6 separate regions of the Mus musculus genome follow, and all the other regions are linked to region 1. The links are chromatin loops, found by intact Hi-C in ENCODE. Cell type or tissue: left cerebral cortex. All regions are shown on one strand.

Region 1 (4,000 bases):
GAGTCAGGCAAGTGCTCCTACACAAAGGACTGTGCTCAAGCTAAATTGGGAGGAGAGTTTGTTATCTTCTCCTCGCTCCCCCCCTTCCCCCCAAAGCAGAAAGAATCCCGAGGATTTTCCCTTTTCAGGTAAAACTATCAGCAAGAACAGAAAGAAAAAAGCCAGCTTTGGCCCGCATTCACATGGCAGTTACTCATTCTCCCGAGGAGTTGTGCATTAACTGGCCACATCTCTGGCTCCCTTAGAATCACAGGGAGGAGTTTGCACACACACACCCGCCCCTGATAATTAACCACCGCAAAAGCTCACAATTAGCATTCTCCCCCCCCCGCCCCCCCCAACACAGAAGTACGCCCCAGACACACTGTTAAAGGAAATAGCTTTTCTGGTTCGCACTGTGTGACTTCAGTAAGTGAAAGTGAAGAGACACAGACCGATAGAGCTTGCAGTGACTATCATAAAAAAAAAAAAGTGTCTTCATAGGAAAAAAATGAGTGGGAGAGAGAAATGTGTGAATGTTCCACGTGATTAAACTTCTTGGTTCTTGAATGTTCTCGGTAGTAGTTAAGTTAGGCAACCAGCCCCTTGCATACAAAGACCCTCACGTAACTTCCCATAAAATATGGATTTTATTGCAGCAGCGACAACATTTCTCAGTACCACATTGACCTCGCCAGCATCTCCCATCTCGAGATGGACCGTAACTCTTGGCAGGCGAATAACTACGGAGGAGGAAGTGACCCCAGCTCTGCGGCATTATAGGACTCCGCAACGACCCGCCTTCATTAAATTCCACATGAACGCCTTGGGGACTTCACTCTTGCATCTGACACCTCACATCAGACGCACCAGACCTCCTGCTCTCCAGTCTAAGGAAGGCATTCTCCCTCAGATGTGTGTGTGTGTGTGTGTGTGTGTGTGTGTGTGTGTGTAGCCTTGGAAGAGCACCAGCGAGCGGCGTCTTCCACATGACTTTTCCCTGGACAGTGTGCTCCATTTTCGAAGTCCAGTGTCGGACTTGCCTTGCAACCTAAGCATTTCTGCTCTATGAAAGCCTGAAGGCATTGCTAGGAACATGCGAGCTAACAGTTTTCTTTAAGCTCGTTCTCTCGGCCAAACCATCTCTGTAAGTTTGCCTTATTGGGAACATTCCAGAGTTTCCCGACTACCTGAATTAATTTCTGCGTTACTCTCAAAGCCATAAAAAAAAAAAAAAATCCCATAACTCAGGCCAAGCAGTCACCACACAGACCCTTGTATTGTTGGGTAGGTGGAAATCAATCAAGCCCCAAACGGCTCCACCGCTCCGGCACTCACTAGCGCCCTTGGTAATTGACCAGCCAACTTTGCAAAGCTAGGGCTCCACTAGCCGCCTCCGCCAGCCCCGCGGAGTGGACCTCGGCAGCAGCTTTCTCTCCTCCACACTGTTCCCTGCCACCCCCCGCAGAACCCTAGGCGTCTCGGTCTTACCAGGCGGCGGAGGAGCGGCGCCCAGGCTCCCCGGGAAGCGGCGCCGGTCCTGGGCAGAGGCAGCAGCGCCACCAATGCAACCGGACTCGCGCGCAAGCCCGCCCGCACCCCAGCTCCCAGCTGAGCATCCCTCCCAACTCCGTGCACCGCAACACCCGGCGCAGAGGACCGCTCTCTTTCTCTGATTGGCTTCCATCAACGCTACGGAATTAAAATAATAGCTATGTATAAAGAAGAAAGAGAAGGCAAGGGAGAAAAGAAACGCACGCACAAGCTCCCGCATTGGCAACAGAGACCGAACCCACCTCGGTTTGCCTTCCGGCTCCTGGGGACACCCTGCCACTCGCCCAGGATGCTCCTGCCTCCACCACGGTCTTCTGCTCTGTGCTTCTTGCTGCTGTGGCTGGAACTGCAGCTCTCGGGATGGGAAGGTTACGGCTCCAGAGAGCTGGCTCTTGTGGGCACACACTGATTTGCAAGTGAATGAAGTGGGAGGGAGCAAAGAGAGGAGGACTTTGTTACAGAGGCCCAGTGCCTGCCCCCGCCCGCCCCCTCCCCTTGACAGAATGACTCCCAGTGTTTGAAGTCCGGAGCAGTTCGCTCTCTGGAACACTCCCGCTGCCCCAGGCTTTCCCTTCCTCTTTTTTCTTATATATTTTTTAGGGGGGACGGCTTAAGACATACTGAGAACTTGTGTGACTCTATCTGATCTTTCTTTTTAAGCTATCAAAATGCACCGTGTTCAATTACCAGCAGCGGTCGGATGTTCTTTTCTAATAGCCCAGGCAATTAAGATTCCCGGGGACACGACATGGTACGGCGTGGCGCTGTGAGCCAGTTTGGGGGGGAGACAGTACGCACGACCTGCACTCGAATAAAATAACCCCGGTCTTCTGAGGTAACAATACCGACGGCTGTTCTGTATAACATAAACAGACGCGAGCAGACAGATTCATGAATGTCAGTCTTTGCTTCTCTCATCTCAAGAACACTTTTTCCCCCCTTGTAGCTTCTGGAGCTCTGGCGCTGTTGCAGAGTGGGTAACCCCAGAGAGCTGTAGCATGAAGTCATATGCCCCCGAGAGTGTAGAAGCGGTTCAAATCCAAACGCCCCGGGCTCATCAATGTCTTCGTGGCTGATCCATCTTTCTAAATGAGCAGATAGCAGGGCACACTGAACTAGCAGAATAGGATATATATTGATATTTAAGACGTATTTGTTGTGTTGAGATCTTTCTGGGAAGTTACTGAAGCAAGATAACGTCTATGTGAAACTCCTTGATACACATAGCTGTCTGGATGGGTGTCCTTATACTCGAGAAGAAGTGACTTCTCTGAAGGGACTAAGCTGCAGAAGTCTTAAACACGTCAAAGCATTGTTAAAGGAGAATCATGCCTTTTCTGCCTAGGAGATGCAGACACGTTGCAGTCAAGCACTATTGGATTAAGAAAATTAAATCTAATTACCACAATGGTTTCACCCCGGGTCAGCCACAGACCCAAGCCAGCTGTTTCTGCATGTTACAAGCTCGCAGCAAGATTTCCATTGCATGGTGCTTTAGTGACATTCCAGCCACTTGGCTTCTGAGTGATCTAACTAGCTAGAGGTCGGTCTTCTTCCCAAGAGAGCTCTTACTAGAAAAAAAAATCTTTTGTGTCCCTAATAGAAGTTGAGGCATTTTAATGAAGCCCAAATCAAAGTATTTCTTCCAGGCAGCCGGTGCTTCAAAGAATTGTATGTGGAACGGTCTTAGTCCAGATGTTCTGCACATGGATGCTGGCAAGATTTGAAAAGCCATCCTTGGGATGAGGAGATAGATGCCTGCAGTTTGCAGAAAGGAGGCTGAACATGGTCTCTTCATGTGGGTATTTGAACTGCAGTGGAGGAGGGATGGGGGAGAGGACAGCTGGTTCACATTCATTCATTCCTCAGGTTGTAGACTTCTTAATTTGAAAGATTACCTTGGTATGTCTGTACAGTCCTTTACAGCTCACAAAGTATTCTTATAGACCATTTGATGGGATTCTTCTGCTAATATGATTTTTTTTTTTGGCAGAAAGGACAGAGGAAATAGATTGATAAAAGCACAGTAAAGGTTAAGGACTATGTCTAAGATAATAAAACTAGGAAGGAACAAAAGGCGAAATACCCAAATGTGTACATGCCAACTAGTGTATATCCACAAAATGTATGCAGATATAATTTACTAACATGTGTGATGATAAATTAATAACGGAACATGTGCGAGTATGTTAAAAACACATTTTGTAAGATTGTCTCTAGCAGACAGATGTATAAATTAACTGATTTTATGCTATATGAAGGGTCATAGTGAAGTAGATTTTCTATCCATCGAAGCAGTTAATGTCTCACGAAGGAAAAAAATCTCTTAATTGTTTGTGATGTATTACCCTTCAAACTCCATTAAGCGGCACATCAAAGGTGGTTAAACAACCTCATTTTATTAAGAGTGGACAATCAGCTCGCTCCTGAGCAGTTTCATGTGGCAGCAGTAAGTGACATGAAGGAG
Region 2 (4,000 bases), 290 kb before region 1:
TGTCAACTTTACCTGGTCTAGTATCATCTGGGTAAAGAGTTCCAAGGAGAGGCGGTGTACAAGAGGTTGGCTAGGGGGCATCTGTTGATTATGTTAATTCATGGGGGAGTTGGTGACACCTTTCCTTTGCCCTGGACTGGAAAAGAGCAGCCGATTGGCCGATTGCGGGCGTGCGTGCAGTTCCTTCCCCCTCTGCTCTCAACTGTGGCGCTCGTATGTCTCACCGGTTTAAGTCCCTGCAGCTCTGACTTTCCCAAGATGAAATGTAACCTGTAGAACTGTGAGCTAAAATAAACCCTCTCTCCCCTAAGTTGCTGGTGTCAGAATATTTTACCACATCAACAGGAAAGGAAGTTTAGATACCCAGGTAGCCGCAGAGTGGACTCTTACTATTTCTTTCACTGCTGGGGGTAAAGCCAGAGCACTGCACATGCTAGAGAAGACCTCTACTACCTCTGAATGTATCTTCTCCTTTTTTATTTTGTTTATCTCCTCAAAGATGCTTTCTCTGACTAGACTATCTTAAAATAATTTTTTTCCCACCAAGTGTTGCTTTGTAGCACAAGCTGGTCTTAATTCACAGTCACCTTGCCTTAGCCTCCTGAGTCCTGAGGTGACAGGCGTGTGCCATCATGCCTGTCTTTCTGGGTAGTCAGAGGAAAGTGGTACAAGATCTGTTGCCGTGTTGGTCGTGAAGCTGAATCCAGAGATCAGGCAGAGACCTGCTGCCTCCATCTTGGCACACATGAGTCTCATGTGTTTGGTTATAAAGTACAGGTTGTCCTTTTCTGAGCCGGCTTTTAATTGCGCCTTTTGTGGTTTTTAGTCCACCGTCGTGGTGAACCTCAGACAGTTGGTACTTTATCCCGGCTCCAGCTCTGTAGCGATCTCCTGTAATACCAGTGCGGGCTCGTCAGCCCCGATCGTCGGAGCAGGTGCAGCACATTAGCACCTCCAAATTAGATCATAAGGCAACAATGTCTTATTGAAAACATCTATAAATATCCCATAAAGCTTAGACTTTCCCGAAGACAGGAACATCACTTCTGAAAAGCTTTCATCTGTTACTTTAGAAAAAATGGTAAAATATTTAGACATAACATGATTCTGTTTATTATAAACTGTGGTTTCTTACGATGGGTTACTTTAAATTTATTTAGGCAAACACCCTTTTTTGTATTCATACCTCTCAAATAAAGCCTTTATCATTTATAATGCTGTTGTTCCCATTTTAGTAAATGAGCACCGTTTGTCAGTCAGACAAATGGTGTTCATAGTGTTCGGCACCTGGCTGAGCAGTGCAAATTTTAAATGATTCTTTATGTGTGCTCTTCTACAGCCGTTGTCTTGTTTTCCCGAAGTGAGTTGATGCTTTGCTGTTAACTGAGTGACTTTGTTCTTCTCCAAATTCTCACCCAAGATGGAGGCAAAGAAGTGTTATCCATGCACCAGATCCTTCTCTACCTGCTGCGCTGCAGCAAGGCTCTGGTGCCCGAGGAGGAGATTGCCAACATGCTCCAGTGGGAGGAGCTCGAGTGGCAGAAATACGCAGAGGAGTGCAAAGGCATGATCGTTACCAACCCTGGGACGGTGAGTTCTGGGGCTTGCCCAGCCTGGCCTGGGATGAGCCTCCTTTCCTTGTTTGCATGGTCCACACAAACAGTAACGCACATGGCACGTTTTGACTATTCTAGCTTCTTGTCCTTTGGGTAAGTGTTCTTTAAATACTTAGTGAATAAGAAAACACTACACTTTGGGCGTATTTTGCTCACCTGCCTGAAGATGGATATACCGTTAAGACTTTCGGTGTGCATTGCAGATTCCTCCGCAGGAGGATTGTGGGTCATATGAGAATACTCATTCTTTCGTACTAGCTTTAAAACAAAAAACCTTTGCCACTTTGGTAGTGGAAGAAATTAGTTTTATATTTATTTTAGTTTCTAGTGAAAATTTATATTTTAAATTGTTTTGCCAATAATTATTTTTTGTTAAGAAAATTGTTATTACCCATTTTTTGATTTTATTCTATGGTACTTATTTATTTATTTATTTTAGTCATTTGTCATATAGATAATATTTTTTGATCGGTACATATCCAAAACAGTTTAAAACTAGAAAGGTTAAAAAAAAGTTTTGGTGCTATGCTGTTAAGCACAAAATTTTCATTTCTTCTGGCCACTTTAGAGCTAAGTCAGAGAGCGGCTGATGGAGATGGCATTTGTCATGCTCTGGAGTGGTCTCTTTGGGAGTGTGTCATCCGGGGCTTGCTTCCATGGCATGGTTCAGCTTTCCTGAAATCCTACAGTCAGAAGCTGTTTGAAAGCAGTTAAGAATTCTCCTGGTGATTCAGCCCAGACATTGCAGACAGTGGGCCCAGGAAGTTACAGTGTTGAAAAAGTCCCAGGGGCTTCTGATTCTTCCTGGTTTGTTCCATGCATCCGTGTGGTCACTTACCTGTCACCCAGTCAGAATGCAGCCGGTATATTGATGAGGCGGTGCGGAGTCACAGCCAGCAGACCTTGTCCATGATGCAAGGAGCCCGTGATGGACGTTAGTTAGTTAGCAGCCCACACACTGAAACCTCCAGTTTTAGCAGAGATCAGTGTGCCGTAAATGCTAAAGTGAAAACTCACAGAAATGGAGAAACTGTACCGACGATCGACATGTCTGATGTATATCTTTGAGATGGTGAATGGCTTGTAGATAGTGAAAGAAACTTGACTGGTGCGTTTCGAAGGCATCTGTTGGAAACTGATGAGAAATAGACTAGGAAAGCAAGCATGGGTGTTTGGCTTAGGGCCGTGATGATGAAGTCAGTTATCTTTTACTATTTATGCAAAGATAGTTTATTGTTACAGACGTGTACATGTTCCAGGGCAGAGTAGGCGTGACTCCGCATTCCGTTCTGTACAGGACCCATTTGAAAGATTGCCTAGTGGCAAGGACATTGGGAAATTTATTGAGTTTTCCCCGCCATTATGGTCACATTAAATACTTTCTTGCTGCAGACTTAAAATAATTAATGTTCCTCCCTGACAGTTTTGCCTCTGCCTGAGAGCACTTTGGTCATTAGTGAAAAGGCTTTAAATTCTTAGAGAGAGATGCAGTGATAGATTTGTAGGCTATGGCCGAAGTCTAGAATTTACTTCAGTCCCTACCCCATCGTCCTCATAATTTAGAGATGATTTTTTTCATTTTTAAAAATTAACTTTGGTATTTTGAGTCAAGGTTCTATGAGCCCAGGCTGGCCTTAAACTCTGGATTCACCCACCTTGTCCCACTTCCCAGGCTGGGATTAGATGCTGTGTTATCACACATGGCTGCAGGGAGACCTTTGATGGTATCTTGCTTCTGTGCTCTAGTTGGTCTTGAATGGCGAGGCTCAAGTGATCTTGGGTCCTCAGTGCTTCTGTAGATTGTAGTGATATAAGTCAAATGGTACAGAAATAACTCATCATCATTCCTTACACAGTTTTTTTTAAAAAAACAGCATATGCCTGAACAAATCACTTTTAGACCGAAATGACATGTTTCTGCTGCTAGTGGGCATTCATGTAATTTAATGTTTAGCTTACCTGTGATTAAAATTGTCTAATTTTTTTTGAGAACAAAGATGATTTTTCAAGCTAGTAGTAAGATTTTTTATTTTTAGATGACATCCATTTTATAACATTTCATGATTTTTTTTTAACAACGTGAATGAATTTATACAAACCTGTCCTCGTTTTTGTAATTGTCAGCTGGTTGAGCAGGCTAAATTGGAGCAACTAGCCTACCTCCAATTCCAGGGAATCCGTCCACTTTTACCTTGAAGGGCACCAGGCATTGATATGGTATTCATACATGCATGCATATGGAACACTCATATACATAAAATAAATCTTAAAAAGGAAGCGTGAAAGTCAGCTCCTTGTTGTATCATCATACCATTTAATCTAAGTGAGAATTAGGGACTATAAAGGTACAGTACGGTATAGTGGAAAATGTATATAGAGGCATC
Region 3 (4,000 bases), 260 kb before region 1:
ATGATCTTATACTTTTAAATATGTGAGTACCTGTCCCATGCACGGGCTAAGTTAACAATATTAGTCTGTTGCTGGTTTGTTTTGTTTTGTTGTGTTTGTAAATTATGTAAACTAGAGGAACATACTTATTTTAGACAGGAGTTTCTGATGGACCTATGAATAAATAATCTAGAACTTTTTTACGAAAGCAAATTATAGGGTTGTTTTTTTGTTTTTTAAGATTCTAAGATGGTTTGTGTTACTAACGTTTTAAGGCATTAATATTGCCAGAGATACCCTTCTCCTCCTGCATATGCTAGAGCGTCCTAAATGCTTTCTGTACCAAAACAAGTCAGTTTAGCATTAAAGTGAAAGGCAGCTCTCTATTTCACACTGAAATGGCATCACAATTGAACGAAGTAGCCCTTGAGGAGTGAAGAACACAGGGTGCCAGTGTTATAAGCCAGGTGAAGCCCTCGCCTTACACGCTACCCGGTGTTAGGACTGCATTACTCTGTGTGTTTAAATGTCAAGACTTTTAAACACGTGACCTCCATGGTCTGTCCGGGAATTGTTCAGTTTGTTTTTCCAGAGGTGGGATGGCTTTTATGTTTATCTACTGTAATAGAAGAATTATCTGTGGCCCCCGGGCCCCCATCCTGCCCTACATTCACAAACAACTGTGCATCTTGATTTGTGTCTGTAGCAGATGGCGTGTATTTTAGGACTCTTTTCTCGAATTTTAAAATATCCTAGTTCCAGCTTTTATCCTCTGTCGCAGCTCAAGCAGCCTTCTCCTGCCTTCCTAAGTGTTCCCCTCACCTCTGCTGTCGCTGCTCCTTTGTCCCGACTTAACCTGTACCCTCTCCTGGGCTCCTCCCAACAGCTCTCTCCTCTGTTCTTAATCGGATCTGCTTGTGTGCAGACTTTCTTTTCCCCTTTAAACTTCTCTGTCCCATTTGTCTACTTAGTGAGCTTATCTTACACTCCCAGCAAGCGCCGAGCGCAGAGCTGGCCTGTCCAGCGCTGGGTACTTAGTAAAGGCGGGATGAAGAAGTGTCTGAGCGGAGAAGCCAGGCCCAAGCATCGTCATCTTACAAATGGAACGGCTGGAGTTAGGCATTCATTTTCATGTCTCTTGTAAAACTGAGTAAGGCTCAGTTATACATAACTCTCTGCCTCAGAATTCCCATGTATACAAGCTGGAGCCTTTTAACTTGACTGACATTTCCAAATTGGCTTGAATCTACAAGCTATTGAATGGGTGAAACGTTGGCAAACTCTGTGTGTGTGTGTGTGTGTGTGTGTGTGTGTGTGTGTGTGTGTGTGTGTGTGATGAAAATGTAATAAGTCGAACACAGAGGGAAAAACAGAGACAAGTAATGCAGGTTGATGGACTCTGTAACTAAGGGGTGTCTATGTTAGTGAGGAGACAGGCGGCCTGAATATTGAGGGTGTTGGTTAGCTGCTACGTGTGCAACCAAATTAAGAGAAGGGGTTAGTTTGAAATTGGGGTTAGCAACCCAGTGTCCCGATAGTTGTTGTTTAGGGGCTAGGGCAGAGCGAGGCAGCTGAGAGAGCAATGTAGTTAGGATGGCAGAAGGACTCACAGAGAGGGTCCTTTGACTCCTGTCCTGTGGGTGGGTGGGTGGGAAGGAGGCCTTGTTTCCTGTTAAGGTCCCTGTTGGCCGTGTCTGTGTTCTCAGCCCAGCCCTTTCACCAGCAGGGCTGTCCTGCCTTTTCTCTGTCGGCTGACTTCTTTCTAAGAGCTGTCTGCGTTCAGTTTGTATAAGCTCCAGGCCTGCCCGGTGCGTTTGCCTGTGTGGAGAGAGCTTCAGTCTGGTTGCCCCCTGGCCCCTGCAACAGGGGAGAGGCATTACATCACTTTCTCTCTCCTCTCTTCTCATTGTACACCGGTCCCCAGCATCTCTGACCCAGGCCTTTCTCTGGCATTCGAGAAATTGGAAAAGGTGTCTCTTCAGATTGCTTCTGAGCAGCCTGGCATGGGTCTTCCACAGACTTGCCATTTTAACAGGTTTAGTATTGGCCCCCATCACCTTTAGTCTCGAACATACTTTGCTTTTATTTTATCCTTAAATCATAAACCTCAGGCTCTTTTCTGCCCTAAGCTGTCCCCTCCCCCATATTCGTTCAGTTTTAAATTTTCATCACTTGACTGGGTGACTCTGGGTTTGCTTCCCTTGCAGCTGTCCTGCATTCTTCTCAAGGCCTCTCATCTCTCTCGCCTGTTAACTGTCCATCATCATCCCTCAGTGTTGTGTGAGTGACAGGCTTTCCAGTTTTAAGATATTTGGTTTCTAGCCACCAAAGTCTACACAACGTAACATATAGAAGGTTTGGTGGGGTTTCCTTGCTCTTTTAAACAGGGCCTCTCTATGTAGCCCTGGCTTAGCAGGAACTCACTGTGTAGAACAGGGTGCCTTGAACATACAAAGAGCCACCTACCTCCACTGTCTGCGTGCTGGGATTAAATTTCCCCGATGGTTCTGCCTGTGTCAGTCTCCTTTTTTGTCCACAATGTCTTCATGCCATCCTTAGATATTTTCTTTGCTGCCTCTCATTGATGGACGTTTGGTTCTCACTCTCCGCTGGGGTTTGCTAGATTTTCTGTCTTCTTCAAGTCCTCTTTGGAGGTTTGTCTCAACACCCTGGGCAGAGTGATGCCTCTCCTCTGGGGCCCACTTCCTCCCAGCTTGATGGAGTAGCCTGGCCTCCTTCAGTGAGCCTACCTCAAGTACAACCATTTCTGTTCATAAGAGATTCAGTCTGTCTGAGAAACAGGCAGCTGGGGTGTAGTTTAAAATGATTTTTCACTATTAAGGGACCTACTGCAGGTATGTAAGCTGTTTATTTACCTCTGTTATTCCTCATTAGGCCTCTTTGAGGACAGAGTTGTATCCTATTTATCTTAGTAACCTAATACATAATGGGTATTTAATATCAATATGCTATGTTAATGAGTGACCCAGCCAATCTTGAGCATTTTCTAGAGGCAAGCCATAGTCCCCGAGTTAATTAATAGTGTTGCTGGGATCCCAGTCTAGATGCAGCACTACACTGGGATAAATAAGAGGAAACAGATGTGGGTGAAATTGTCTGGTTGTAAGGTGGCATACATTTGCACCAATCTGGGTGGCTGTGGACATCCAAGGAGAAATCACAAGTGCTTTTAAGTGAAAAACATGAAGCAGCAAGAAGGAATGAATTGGAGTGTCACGTGAGTCTTGAGTTCTGGAGACACTGGGAAAGGTTGGAAGAGAAAGCTGACCTATGAGTGTTGTTGATCGTGGTGCTCTCCCTGACCGCACTGGGCATAACGCTCTCAGTGCGCTAACTACTAAGTGCTGTCAGGGACCGATTGGAAGGAGGGGGATTAGCTTCGGTTTATACCTGTGGAAATAGAGGCTGGGGAGAATAAATAAGTTACCAACAGGCACTCAGAATTAAGCCTAGCCTCCTCAGCAGAGCCTGCGCACTCCCTAGCTTAGTGTGTAAAGGGAAGGGATGGTTACTGTCTGAGTGCGTGCGAGGGAAGGATGCCCATGAGGTATTCCCAGTCATGGCCTAGATGAGAGGCCACTGTAGCGGAATAAAAGAATCCAGACAGAAGCAGGGTGAAGGGCGGTAAGGATGGGGCTGCACTCCAGTGGAGACACGTGGCCAGAGGCAGATGGGAAGCATCCATCCTGTCATGGGGGGGAGAGAACACCGGGAGAGTGTGTGTGTGTGTGTGTATGTGTGTATGTGTGTGTGTATGTGTGTGTGTGTGCTGACACTCTGGGGAGTAAAGGGGAGAGGTTATTGATTTGGTTAACAGAAGTCCCTTTTTGTGCCTGTAAAGAACGGTTTGATATTTAAACCCTTTCTTTAAATTGTCTGAGAACCTCTTTGCTTTCTTAAGAAGTTGTTCAGGACCATTGAGCTTCTATTTCCTTTTATCACCTAATATCACAAATGATCCTAAATTTTCCTGTATCCTGCCAAAAACCAAACTTGAGAA
Region 4 (4,000 bases), 110 kb after region 1:
CATTAAAGAATATCATATAACAAAGAAAATGTAGCTAATAGAGATAATTTCCAGAGCGTCACTTACCAAGTTTTTCATATATAAACACACATAATGGCATTTGAGTGCTCGTGGAGCAGAATAAATCCATAGCTACCGAGCTCCAAGTGCCAGTGTATATGCGAAATTGTCACTTCCAGATCTAGGATGGTATTTGGCACATGGGATGACATATGTCATCTTCCCTGCAAGCAGTTTCTTATGCATATGGTCCCTCTAGCTAGAGGATTCTATCTACAGTCTATTTTATCAATAGTGAAGACACCCTGACTGAAAATAATCTTGCATTAAATAAAACCCACTTCTATTTGACCGAGAAAGTGGTGTTTGTTTTATTGCTGAATTGTTTTTCTTAATTCCCAGTGCTGAAAGTGCTGTATAGTGATGTTCTACAGTTGTTCCATAACTATGTTAGATGTTAATTGTAATTAGAGTTTAAAATTAAATAGAAAGGATTTTCCTGTAGATACAAAGTGTCATATATCTGGCTGGGCTTATAGAAATCTTTACAGAAATCTTTCTTTTTAACAAAATTGAAGCTGGTCTATAATTTTGATAGGTCATGTTGATGACTAGTCATAACTTAAAGATGTAACCTTCCAACAGGAGCCTCAGTATAAATTTCTTGATTGTGTTTGACCATTCCAATAAGGTGAAATTATGTTAAGTAACTAATATGTAAATGGAATACGTTAAGTAAAGCCAAGTTCATTCTATTTTAATAGGTTTTTAAATGAAAAGAGTATGGCACATCATTTGTGAGTTCTATTTTGATTGTTTGCTTTTTAAAAAAAATGCAAGAAAGTAATTTTTGAAACTAAAATAGACCATGATTTCAATGCATTTAAAAATGATTTTTTAGAAAAGTACATTTTGTTCAATGTGGCAAATAAATTTATATAGACATTAATTAAAAAAAAACCATAGCCAACCTTCAGCTACTATTTTTCAGTTTTGCAAGGGACCAAGCAGTTATTTTGAATATTAAATAGATGGAATTTGGAGGTGTTCAAGAATTCGGGAAGTGAGAAGTAGCAACTTAGTTGAAGGAGTTCTTCTCCATACTGTTGAAGAACTCTTCATTCCAAGCCTTGCTGGCAGAGTTGAGCAGTTTTGCCAGTGCTCAATGGATGTGGAGCCAGAGAGTCTGGAGGTTAGTGAATTGCAGTTGGAATTATGGTGTTGTACTTTGCGTAGGGTACCATATTTGGTGCATAGCCTTTGCAAGTAGAAGCATTTAGCTACATCTCATTGTTTTTGGCAGGGTGACAGGAACTGTCATATGAGCCTGTCTCAGATACTCTGGCTCTCCTCCCTTTGGACATGTGGTAGAATCACCTCACTCACTTTAAACTTGGACAGGACTGTGTGACTTGCTTCGAGTAATGAGATGTTTGGAGCTGATGTGTTTCTCTGACTGGAAGCTTTGAAAATCAGTGTGTCTTGCTAGATTGTTTTTCTCTTCATGTGATGCTTGATTCTCCATTGAAATAGTCTTGACTAGCTTGGTTCCCAAAGAGGAGGCAAAGAGAAGGCTCAGAATGACTCACTAGATGTGACAAAAAAGCTCTGTTGTTGCAACTCATTAAAATTTGAGAAACTGACCTAAGTGTGCATTTATGATTTTTTTTAAAAAAGCTTTATTTATTTATTTCATGTATGTGGGTATACTGTTGTTGTCTTCAGACACACCAGATGAGGGAAATGGATCCCCATTACAGATGGTTGTGAGCCACCTTGTGGTTGCTGGAAATTGAACTCAGGACCTTTGCAAGAGCAGTCAGTGCTCTTAACTGCTTAGCCACCTCTCCAGCCCCTATGATTCTTATGCCTAGATTCCTATACTTATAGGAGGACTACATGGTCAACAACAGCCTGGGCCACATTTCCAGACTGTGCCTGATTTCTCCCAGTAAAACATGCCTACATACATACACATATATATACACACACATACATACTTATGCACATACATACACACACATATATGTGTATGATATATCTATCTATCTGTCTATCTCTCTATATATATGAGTTTGTTTATTATTACAGCACATTGCCTATCCTGATTTACATTATCATTAGAAGCAATATCAGATTACTTATGGCTACAGAAAATACAATCAACTGGAAGAATTGTATAATGAACTATTTGACTAGAGAGCTATCTTTTTATTTATAACAAACAATATGCATCTGTGAAAACACTGATCAGTTAAACCATGCTGTGAATTTTTATTTGATTTAGAACTTATCCCTTGTTCTATATAATTTTATTTTATTACATGGGGACAGGAAACATTTTCTGTACTTGGAGAGGCAGTAAATATTCTAGGGTTTGTAGGCCATATGGCCTCTTTCACAACTATTTAAGTCTGCCTCTGTAACCCCAAATGAGTCCCAGACAATACGTAAACAAACGCGCATGGCAGCATTCCAGTAACTATTTATAAAGTGGTTGGTAGGCTGATATGGATTGCTGACTGTAGTTTGCCAATTTCTGTTATTAGATCATGTTTCTGCCAGACCTAGTAGTATTAACTTCACAGTACTGGCATCTTTTGCCTTTTCCTATGCAGCCCAAGAACATATAATCATCAGTGGAGAAATTATATCTACTATTATAAGAGAGATACATATAGTTTCTGACTTACTAGTATGATTTTTAACTCATTTAAATACTTTTCCTTAACAGTGAGGCTACTGAAGCACACTGAGGCAAGAGGTTTGTTTGAAGGCAGCTTGCCAAGAGGTAGGCTGCATCCTTTGTCACCCACATATCTACCTGGTCTTCTGTCTATTGTCACGCACTGACTTCCAGATGAATAGAACCCATTCAGATGGATTAGACCAAGAGGTAAATGGGTTGAAAATTTAAAGACTTTATTTAGAGCTTAGCCTAGACTTCATATAACAGCTTTGCAGAATGATTTTAGAATGATTATGTTCAAGTGAATGTATGTGGCTTCACACACAGAATTTCTATTTTCAGTTTAAGGTTTTTTTTGGGGGGGAGCGGGGAGGTGTAGGGAGGGAAGGAAGATGCAGAGTCCTGCTATTAACCTAATTTATGATGTTTACTTATTCCTACCTATCTGACTAATGCTCCCTTTGTTCTCTTTATAATTTCCAGTTTCTATCTACCACCTCTGTCCCCCCAAGAGCCGCAGACACAAGCTGATTAATACCTGCTCTTTTTAGCTGCTGTGATCAGGGGAAGCAATCTCTGAGAGCACATTGATACCTAAATCAACATAATATATCTAAATCACCTCTGTTAATCTGCTGGGTTTTTCTTATTTTTTTTTCCTGAGCTTATATGTCCACTGTAACTGTGTATTCAGAAAAAGAAGTACCCAGGACATAAAGATAGGAAACTTCTGTTCTGTAAAAATGACTAGACTTCACAATTAGCTTTAGATAATTCGTCAAGGCTTCTTTCTTTCTTTCTTTCTTTCTTTCTTTCTTTCTTTCTTTCTTTCTTTCTTTTTCAGTTTTCCTTCCTTTAAAAAAATGTGGATTAGATTATACTAAAGAAAACTTTCTACATACAAAACCAATTGGATAGCCATTCTCTTTAATTTTTTTTTCTCACTCTTTCTGATTCTTCTTCTTCAATATTGGGGCAGAAAGGAGACCACATTTGGCAATATTTTTATGTGTTATCTTGCTGTTTAAAACATCATGTGATTTATTTTCTTGTAGACCTCATGCTGTAGAATGAACATCTTTGTCACCCTCTTTCACAATGACATGCAAAGTCCTAATCTCTAGTGTGGTGGTGTTATATAGGCTGGGCTTTTTGTGAAGTGATAGAGTCATAAGACTGGAGCCTTCAGAAAAATGGTTAAAGCCCCCATAAAAATGGTTTCTGTGACCTTCTCCTAATCATGTGAAGCATAATGAAAGTTTGGCAATTGGCAATTTGGAGAATGTAATATGCTTACACCTTGACTTCAGA
Region 5 (4,000 bases), 82 kb before region 1:
AGAAACGGCCGTCTCCACACTACGAGAACGACCCTCATGTCCCCTAGAGTGGCCCGTGCAGGGCGAGGACAACGCCAGTTCTCACTGTCGGTCTTTTTTCTCCAGCTAACATTGCTAATGTGTTTTGACCTCAGAGAGGAGGAGGGCAACAGGACAAAGCAGAGGACTGTGAGGGTGAGGAAGGGAACTGTACGGAATTGCCAGTAGACTATCCAGATACAATCAGCGTGGGGAAAGCCGTGGCTGGGGACCGACTCCGCTATTAATTGCCATATATTTTAGTCACTGAGATTTGCTGATGACCGTAGTTTGCTTCTGCAGGGTTAGAAGACTCAATATCCCACTTCATTATGCATAGACTTGGTGGAGCATGTACAATGAGTTTTTCAACAGTTTTAGAGATTTCAAGCGGATTGGCCAATGGTGCCCATCTCACTGGTGCTTCCACGTGACTCTGCTTCCGGAGGACTCCGGGGGCAGGAGATTGAGGCTCAACTTCCCACCTGGAGAAGCCAAAAGCCTGGAAGGTTTCTTACCAATCCTGGCAACTGGCAGTTTAGGGAGGCAGTTTTGGACCTGTCCATAGCTTGCATCGTATCCCCATGGCTACTTCCCCTATCACCATTATAAGTGTTAAGCTGAAGCCTGGACGTTAAGAGTCTGTGGTATTATTGGCATTAAAGGTACCACAATTTAGGAAGGAAAACCAAGCGGGGGAGGGGGTTTCAATCATTTTGACAAAGAGCTTTTTAAAGCTTAATCTTCTATGGTAATAATGCTATTTGCATTGTAAAAGTGCTTTAAAGATTAAAAGAAAAAAAACTATTACTCCATTAACACTGTAGCGACAAGTTGCACAGAGGAAGTGAGGCGCACACAAGGGAAGCCTGTGTTCTATCGGCCCCGCCAGGTGTGAGTTGCAAAGCAAGTTGGTTACAAGATCTTTGGGCATCAGTGTCACTGTCCTCAGCTCTCTGGATATTTCCTCTTTTACTTTATTCCACATTAATAATTCACCTCCCTGGAACACTGCCTGGCTGTCTCAACCTAAGCCTCCTTCATTTATAGTGGTAAATACGTAAGGGGAATGTTTGCACAGAGTTACTCAGGGATATTTGATCACAGATTGAAATGTGAACATGCAGCCTTAGGAATCTGCAAAATTTATGCTATTTGCCTGATCTCCTGATGAAGGTATTTTAAAATCAATCATAGGAAGAGGCATTTTGTCATCTATCTTTTTTATGTTCATTCTCAATTTAAGAGGCGCGTGAAAATTATTTTTCTTGTCCACACCATTTAATGAAATCCAGACTCAACAAGCTATGAACAGGCACCCCTGGTTTGTCTTGTACATTATGGCCCAGGTCAAATTTTTCTTCAGCACGATAGCTGATGATACAATTAGGTGACATTCGTCATGACAGGTGAAGGATGAACGAGAGCCTCACACTCTACTTTCTAGTCAATAAAATGGTCAGATGCTATCTAGAAATAGCACCTTTGTGTAACATGAATCTTTCATCAACCTTGCTACAGTTAAATCTAAGAATTTAAAATGCTTGCTTCTTGCCAATTATCTGGGATAAGACTAACCACTACCACTTGCAGCAACAGTAACTACCCCATTTAACCTCCGGGGTTGAGTTTTGCCAAGAAAAGGCATTGTCTGCTCTGAGAGCCAAGGGTGCTGGGAGAAGCAAAGCTAAGAAATAGTTAATGTGACTCAGGCTCAGGATGTTTGCTTTCAAAATGAGAAAAGGACTTGTTCCTCTCACAGCACAGTCATTCTATTTTTAATAGACCCCACTTTACAGGCTGGCTGGACCCCATTTTTCCAGCTAAAGTAAAAAAAAAAATTAAAGGATTTATGATAATCCTCCGTGGATGGTTGTGGGCGGTTCGTTTTTCCACCAGAGCATTCTCTCTCTGTTACACTACAAACATTTCTCAGCTTCTTGCTACACTTTCATCCCGCAACTACTCAAGCGAGAAGAGGAAAAAAAAAGTCTCACCAGATAAGCAACAATTCATACTGTATTGGGGAATAGCTCACATTCTCCCTGTCTATTTCTTAGCAGTAACTTCTTCAGGCTTTTAAGCCTAGACTGTCGAAACACCCAAAGGAGGCCTACCTTGCCCACGTACTGATAATCGGATCCCGTGTATTCCTCCAGGAGGAAGAACTGATTCCACATCCAACTCCTTTTCGAACGGCTCAGCTCATTCCTGCTGTTTGCAGAGAGCTCCAGGGCTTTCCTCTTTGCTGGGAAGCCACTAGTCCTTTTAGATAATGGGTTTGAGAAAGTTGGGTAGGGCTGGCCGACCCAAAAGAGCAGCAAGAAGTACCGGTAAGTTCTCATGATGCTGGCAAGGCAGGCAGTCGAGTCTGGGTGTGAGCTCCCCTTTTCTTAATACGCCTCTTTTCACTGCACCAAATCCAGGCTCATTCCTCCTTCCTTCCTTAATGTTCTTTGCTTGGCTTTCAGAGGGTACCTGGAAAGAATAATAACATATCAAGCACTTTTAGAGATGCTTAAAATTCAGTGTTAGAGCAAATAGGCAGGAGCAAGAATGTAGAAACTTGAATGGCAAAATAACAACAAAAAAAGTTGGCTATCAATTTTGAAATGAGGGCAATCGTCTTTTAGGTACACAGAAGGGGATGCGCAGAATGGGAGGCGCGTACCCAGCGGGAACTGCTCTTTCTGGTTTTCCTTTTATATCTCTTGCAAATCCGACGTTAAGTAATCGCTCTGCTAGAGTTCAACGCGCCAGGATGGATAATTTCACTACTCGTTTGCTTTGGAATATGTGGGCCGAGATCTGGTTAGAGGAAACGAGTTTGTGTTTCTGATTCCATTTGCATATTTATATCTCCATGAACAAGTCCAAGGCAAAGAATACCATAGACAATTTAAATTCAATTGCAAGTGGATCATTTGGAAATTTCACTGGAAGATTTTTGAGCACCTGGGATGCACCAGGCAGGAGGCGAGGCAGAACTTGTTCTGCAGACTCTTGGCTGAGGAGATGTGTGATGATGGATCAGCTGGGTCAAATAAGGTTGGAAAACACTGTATGCCTTTCTTCCAAATGAAGATTTGCGGAGGGAAGTTTCTGAAGTGATGTGTGTGTGTGTGTGTGTGTGTGTGTGTGTGTGTGTGTGTGTGTGTATGTATAACAGTGGTGACGGTAGGCTTGTCTTTAATCTAAACTTTGCAAACTTTGATCACACCCCTCCATGAGAACTATTTACGCCATACTATAAATGTATATATGCATAAATGCACTGTGTCAGTTCACTGAGAAACTGGCTCTAGAAAGTCACTTGTCTCAGAATGTCACCCAAAGACCCCTTGTCTGGGGATGGGTGGTCTCCTGAACTCTGACAGGGAGGAAAGATACCAGAAAGCAGGCCATGAGCATTGTGTCCTACAGAGTAGCTAAGAGGTATGCCTGCTTTCCGCCTGAGGTGACTATCGTCTTTCCCACGCCAGGTAAATGTCTCCTGTGGAAACAGGAAGCTGGAAGTTCAACCAGGAGAAGCTTGTCTGTGGAAAGCTCAGTTGGGGACTGGAGCCGAGGTTGTGAGTTCCTGATTCGATGACACTTTTCCCCCTTTCTGTTGTGACTGCCTATCAGGTACTTTCTATGTATCAATTTACTTCTGTTTGTGATCTATTTAGCGAATGCCCTCATTAGAAACCAAAGGGATAGATCATCTTCTCGATCATGCGGAATAAACATGTAAGAGTTAAATAAGCGGTATTCCAATTTCCCTAGGAAATCCTTGACTTGTATCTCTAAATTTCACTTGTGTCATCGACAATGATGGCCAAGTTGTTTCTGATTTTCACAAATGCATTAAGCAGACCCCGGTATCACAGTGAGGACCACTGATTGTGGGCTTAAAAGTCAGCGATTAAACAATATGAGTAATTATTTTTGTGGCAAATATTAATTTTCAAGAAACCAACCTAATTTTTTTTAATCCCTG
Region 6 (4,000 bases), 690 kb after region 1:
CCATCTTTTGCTCTTTTGGCAAAAAAAGCATTTCTACTTGGGTGAAGTGAAAGCCCATTGTGGTGTTAGTTTGTATTTCTCTATTTAGTGTTCTTAAGTTTTTTTCATATACTAGGCAACTTTTATGTCTTCATTGAGAAATATTTATTCATATCTGATACATTTTTATTAATTATTTCAAATTTTGAGATTATTATATACTTAATTATCACCACACTTTTTCTTACCTCCAACCCCCCTATATACTTCCTATTCATTTTTAAATTCATGGCTTCTTTTTTCATTAACTGTTGTTACATACTTAAAGGTATATGTGCATATGTATATTATATGCACATATATATATACACATACATACATACATACATACATACTTAAATATATAATTACAACCTGCTTAGTCTGCATAATGTTACTTATATTTATACTTAAAACGATGACTTGAATAGTTCATTTGCTTTTGTTTTCAGATCCTTGAGATAGGCTCTCACTGTGTGACAGTGGCTGTCCTTGAATTAACTGTATAGCCCAACTTGGACTCAACCCTATGGTCCAGCTTCCTGCTCCAGCTTCCTCAACACTGAGATTATAGATGAATGCCACCATTCTTCATAGTATTTTTAGGGGTTTTTGTTTGTTTGGTTTTCTTTTTAGTTTGTTGTAATTTGGGGTACAATATTTGGAATGTAAATAAATAAGACAATAAAAAATACACTTTATTTTGTGCATATGTGCCAGAGTGTTTGTGTTCCAAGTGCCCATAGGGGGCAAAGAGAGTCAGCATTCACTTGAATTGGACTTAGAGACAGTCTACCTACTGTGGGTGCTTGGCGCTAAACTTAGATTCTCTGCAAGAACAGCAGGTGCTTTTAACTGCTGAGTCACCTCTACATGTCCTAAGCTTTTTCATATTTCATTTTGACAATCACTCTTTATTAGATGGACATTTTGTATGCATTCTCTCCAGTTCTGTAGCTTGCCTTTCCACTCTGGTGCATAGCTTTTTATGATGAGATGGTCCCACTGTTTTTGTTTTTGTACACTTTGTTTGGTGGACCATGTCACAAAACAAAATCTGTGTCCATTCCAATGTCTGGTCATATTCTAGGCTTTTGCTTCCAATGATATGATATGTTTTGGTCTTAAATTTTAGTTTTCTATCCATATTCAAAAGCTTTTACCATTATCAAGAGATAAAGTTCTAATTCACGCTTGGGTATATGGATATCCAATTATCTCAGCACTGAAAACACTCTCTTTTCTCTAGTGCATGTTATTAGGACTCCTGTCAAAAATTAGTTAGCTATAAAGGGAGTGATACCAGCATGCTAAGCAAATTCTTCATGCTTTTGTTTCCTGTGGCATGATTCATAGTAAGTTCTAGAACCAATCCAGGTGGCCACCAACAGATGATGGATAGATAGGTAAAGAAACTTCAGTTTGCATATATAGTAAAGTGAATTTGTCCATAAAAAAGAATGGAATTCTGGTCTTTGAAGCAAAATTTGTGAGATTGGCGGACACTGCATTATGTAAAATAAGTCAACACAGAAAGATAGAACAATGTCTTCTCTCATATTTGTGAACTGAACAGGAGATATCTGAGAAGATATGGCTTAAAATGAAACTTGCTGACAAGTCTGAGGACCCAAGTTTGATTTCCCCAAGCAGCAAGAGACAATTAAGCTTTACAACTTGTCCCTCCAACACCCCCCTCACACCTACAAATACACACACACACACACACACACACACACACACACACAAAATTAAGATGTATAAAATACCAACATGAAGTACAATAGTGACCACTAGTGGTTGAAGAGAGTGTTTTCCAGAGGTGAAATAGGATATTGCATGCTATTATCAGTATGGAAATATACAGTATTGCACTAACATGTGTCAGATGTCAACAGTTTTAAGATACAGACATTATGTGAACATAAATTCATGGGTTCATATTCAATGAATTTATTGTGTTCCATCAATGTACATGGTGACTTGATAATGCTGTTTGACGCACAAGTTGAGTTTTATGAAATCTAAGATGTATATTTGTGGTTGAGTGCATTGTCAAACCTATAAACTACTGCAGACCTCCTAGTTTTAGCTCTTTCACTCAGGGTTTTTATGTATTATGTATTTTTATGTATTTATGTTAACTTTTGTATATAGTATGAGGTCAGGCGGCACTTAGGAATTTACTTAAGAATGACACTGGGTTTTAACATTTCTTGAAATTAATTCTTGGACTTCCGGAAGCAGCCAATAGTTTTTATATACAAAATTGTTTTATATATTGAGTTCTTCATAATTGCAAATTCATAATATATGCTATTCATTATACACTTGAAATACATTTGAGGCAAACCTTCATTCCTTTTGGAAAAATGATTTTTTAGAATACAAAGATTATTTTAAAGTGTGAAATGGAAGGTGGATTCTAAATAAGTTATATTTTCAGCAAGGAAATAGGAAAAGGCCTTGTAAATTCGTTGTTCTTTCCTGAAGTCTTTTTTAAAGCACTGAAATAATCTTATATTTTAAAGAGTTTGTTGTTGTTATTGTATAATTTTTGTCACAGCGGACATCTCAAATTGAAAAGTGAGGATTCACTCAAATCTGCCTTTTCCAGGATTCTAATAGCCTCTTTAGACATCACCAATCAATTTTAGAGGAGAACATGAACTTTACAGTTTATGTTGTATTGTTCTCTCTTGTTCTATCAATGATTCTTAGTGTATTTCCAGCTCAGAGCAAAACATTTTCCTTGAACTATATTTTAACTTTCGATGATAGAGTAGTGCAAGTAGTTTGTTTACTTATTTTTATTCCTTGAAACAATGAAAGTCATCTTGTAAACATCTGTCTGAGAGTTTCTGGGAATTGAGAATCTCATTAAGTGATGCTGAATATACTGAGGGATCTCAAAAATGCCCCCCAAAATGAACGTTTTCAATATTCACAAGCAGGAAAGCCATCCTCTTTCTTTAAAACACTGCATACAAGAGAGACAATACTTATAGAAGTGAATATAATTTCATTTGGGAGAAAGAATAGACTGAATGAAGCTGAACAAATTTGCATTTTCTCTGTCTTTGGATTCTAAAACTAGGTTCAAATTCAAACCGTAATTTGGTAAGATAGTAATAACTCTTTGTTCTATGTTTTTGTGGTTTTGTTACCATTTCCATAACATGTAAGACTATCATCTGAAGTACACAGGCTCTCCAGCAAGTACTGAACAACCACAAACGGCTTCTGTTGCTGCCCTGTGATGGGACATTTGATGAAAAGAGTGTGATCGGGCAGGATGAGTCTCTCATTGGTAAGGGACACTACATTGCTCTAAAGTTAAAATCTCTCCTTTCATTTGCTTTGAGATAGTGATGTGCAATGTTTGATTCAGTCAGGTAAATCCACTCAGCTTAGTGGACTGATTTGAAGACAATAGAGTAATACCTAGTGTAGTGCACATGTTGACTGGTCACTTCTGGTTCGAATCGTGTCCTGAGCACTATTGCCTTTGGAGAAATGGAAGACATGTTCATTGATTCATAACTTGCCTGCTCTCATAAGGCTGTTAGATTCAGCCTCCACACGGGCTTTCTCCCAGATGCTCCATGCCCACTTATTTTCCATAACTTGTGCGGTTCTGTCCTTATTGGTTTATTTACTTTGGTATTCCACTGTGGTGTTTTGTTTCAAAGGAAGCTATTATCCCTAGGTATCTGCAAGATTATGGCATTAGTTTTGGCAGTGTGATCATAGTCCCATTCTTTATCTGTATGCATATAAAACTCTGTCCATTTCAGCCGTAAGCTCTTAATTATAACTGAGTCCAAGCATAATAGTTAATCTGGTCATGTCAAAGATGAGCTTTGTCTTTCATGATAATTAATGTACTTTGCAAATTGGAGTTACATCGATGTGATAAAACCAGTCATGGTTTTGACCTCAGAGTCGAGGGGTTAAAGATGACAGCAAAGCCTATGGCAGG

The links. A loop is a pair of places that touch in the nucleus more often than their neighbours do. Peaks named below come from ENCODE experiments on the same cell type or tissue, not always from the same donor. Only the 100,000 strongest peaks of a DNase experiment are listed, where the experiment ranks them.
Region 2: a loop joins it to region 1, with 2.7 times the contacts of the local background. A loop is called at or near these places in 2 of 42 quality-filtered maps.
Region 3: a loop joins it to region 1, with 1.8 times the contacts of the local background. A loop is called at or near these places in 3 of 42 quality-filtered maps.
Region 4: it touches region 1 in a loop (2.9-fold over the local background); 5 of 42 quality-filtered maps call a loop at or near these places.
Region 5: a loop joins it to region 1, with 6 times the contacts of the local background. A loop is called at or near these places in 9 of 42 quality-filtered maps.
Region 6: it touches region 1 in a loop (2.1-fold over the local background); 10 of 42 quality-filtered maps call a loop at or near these places.

What each region holds. Positions count from the first base shown.
Region 1 is chr15:13,171,739-13,175,738 of GRCm38, forward strand. It overlaps Cdh6 (cadherin 6), which reads right to left and starts at 1,937. Exons shown (of 12, transcript NM_007666.4): 1 at 1,776-1,937. In left cerebral cortex, a CTCF peak has its summit at 1,873; DNase peaks (open chromatin) are centred at 165, 825, 1,593, 1,857 and 1 more place; H3K4me3 peaks cover 2,944 bases; H3K27ac peaks cover 2,177 bases.
Region 2 is chr15:12,877,238-12,881,237 of GRCm38, forward strand. Drosha (drosha, ribonuclease type III) reads left to right here. Exons shown (of 35, transcript NM_026799.3): 16 at 1,421-1,590. Among named protein-coding and RNA genes, the nearest start is that of Drosha, 54 kb to the left of the region's middle. In left cerebral cortex, a CTCF peak has its summit at 1,511; a DNase peak (open chromatin) is centred at 1,539.
Region 3 is chr15:12,907,659-12,911,658 of GRCm38, forward strand. The region is part of intron 26 of Drosha (drosha, ribonuclease type III); the gene reads left to right. Among named protein-coding and RNA genes, the nearest start is that of Drosha, 85 kb to the left of the region's middle. In left cerebral cortex, no CTCF peak of the experiment used is centred here; DNase peaks (open chromatin) are centred at 806 and 1,869; H3K27ac peaks cover 863 bases.
Region 4 is chr15:13,283,105-13,287,104 of GRCm38, forward strand. No RefSeq gene overlaps it. Among named protein-coding and RNA genes, the nearest start is that of Gm46517, 2.2 kb to the right of the region's middle. In left cerebral cortex, a CTCF peak has its summit at 1,769 (motif pointing left); DNase peaks (open chromatin) are centred at 201 and 1,320.
Region 5 is chr15:13,089,515-13,093,514 of GRCm38, forward strand. Cdh6 (cadherin 6) reads right to left here. Exons shown (of 12, transcript NM_007666.4): 2 at 2,136-2,496. The coding sequence starts at 2,363. Gm35018 (a long non-coding RNA gene) reads left to right here and starts at 2,601. Exons shown (of 3, transcript XR_003951640.1): 1 at 2,601-3,066; 2 at 3,501-3,645. In left cerebral cortex, no CTCF peak of the experiment used is centred here; DNase peaks (open chromatin) are centred at 1,984, 2,198, 2,344 and 2,771; H3K4me3 peaks cover 350 bases.
Region 6 is chr15:13,857,563-13,861,562 of GRCm38, forward strand. No RefSeq gene overlaps it. Among named protein-coding and RNA genes, the nearest start is that of Gm46517, 570 kb to the left of the region's middle. In left cerebral cortex, a CTCF peak has its summit at 1,833; a DNase peak (open chromatin) is centred at 1,719.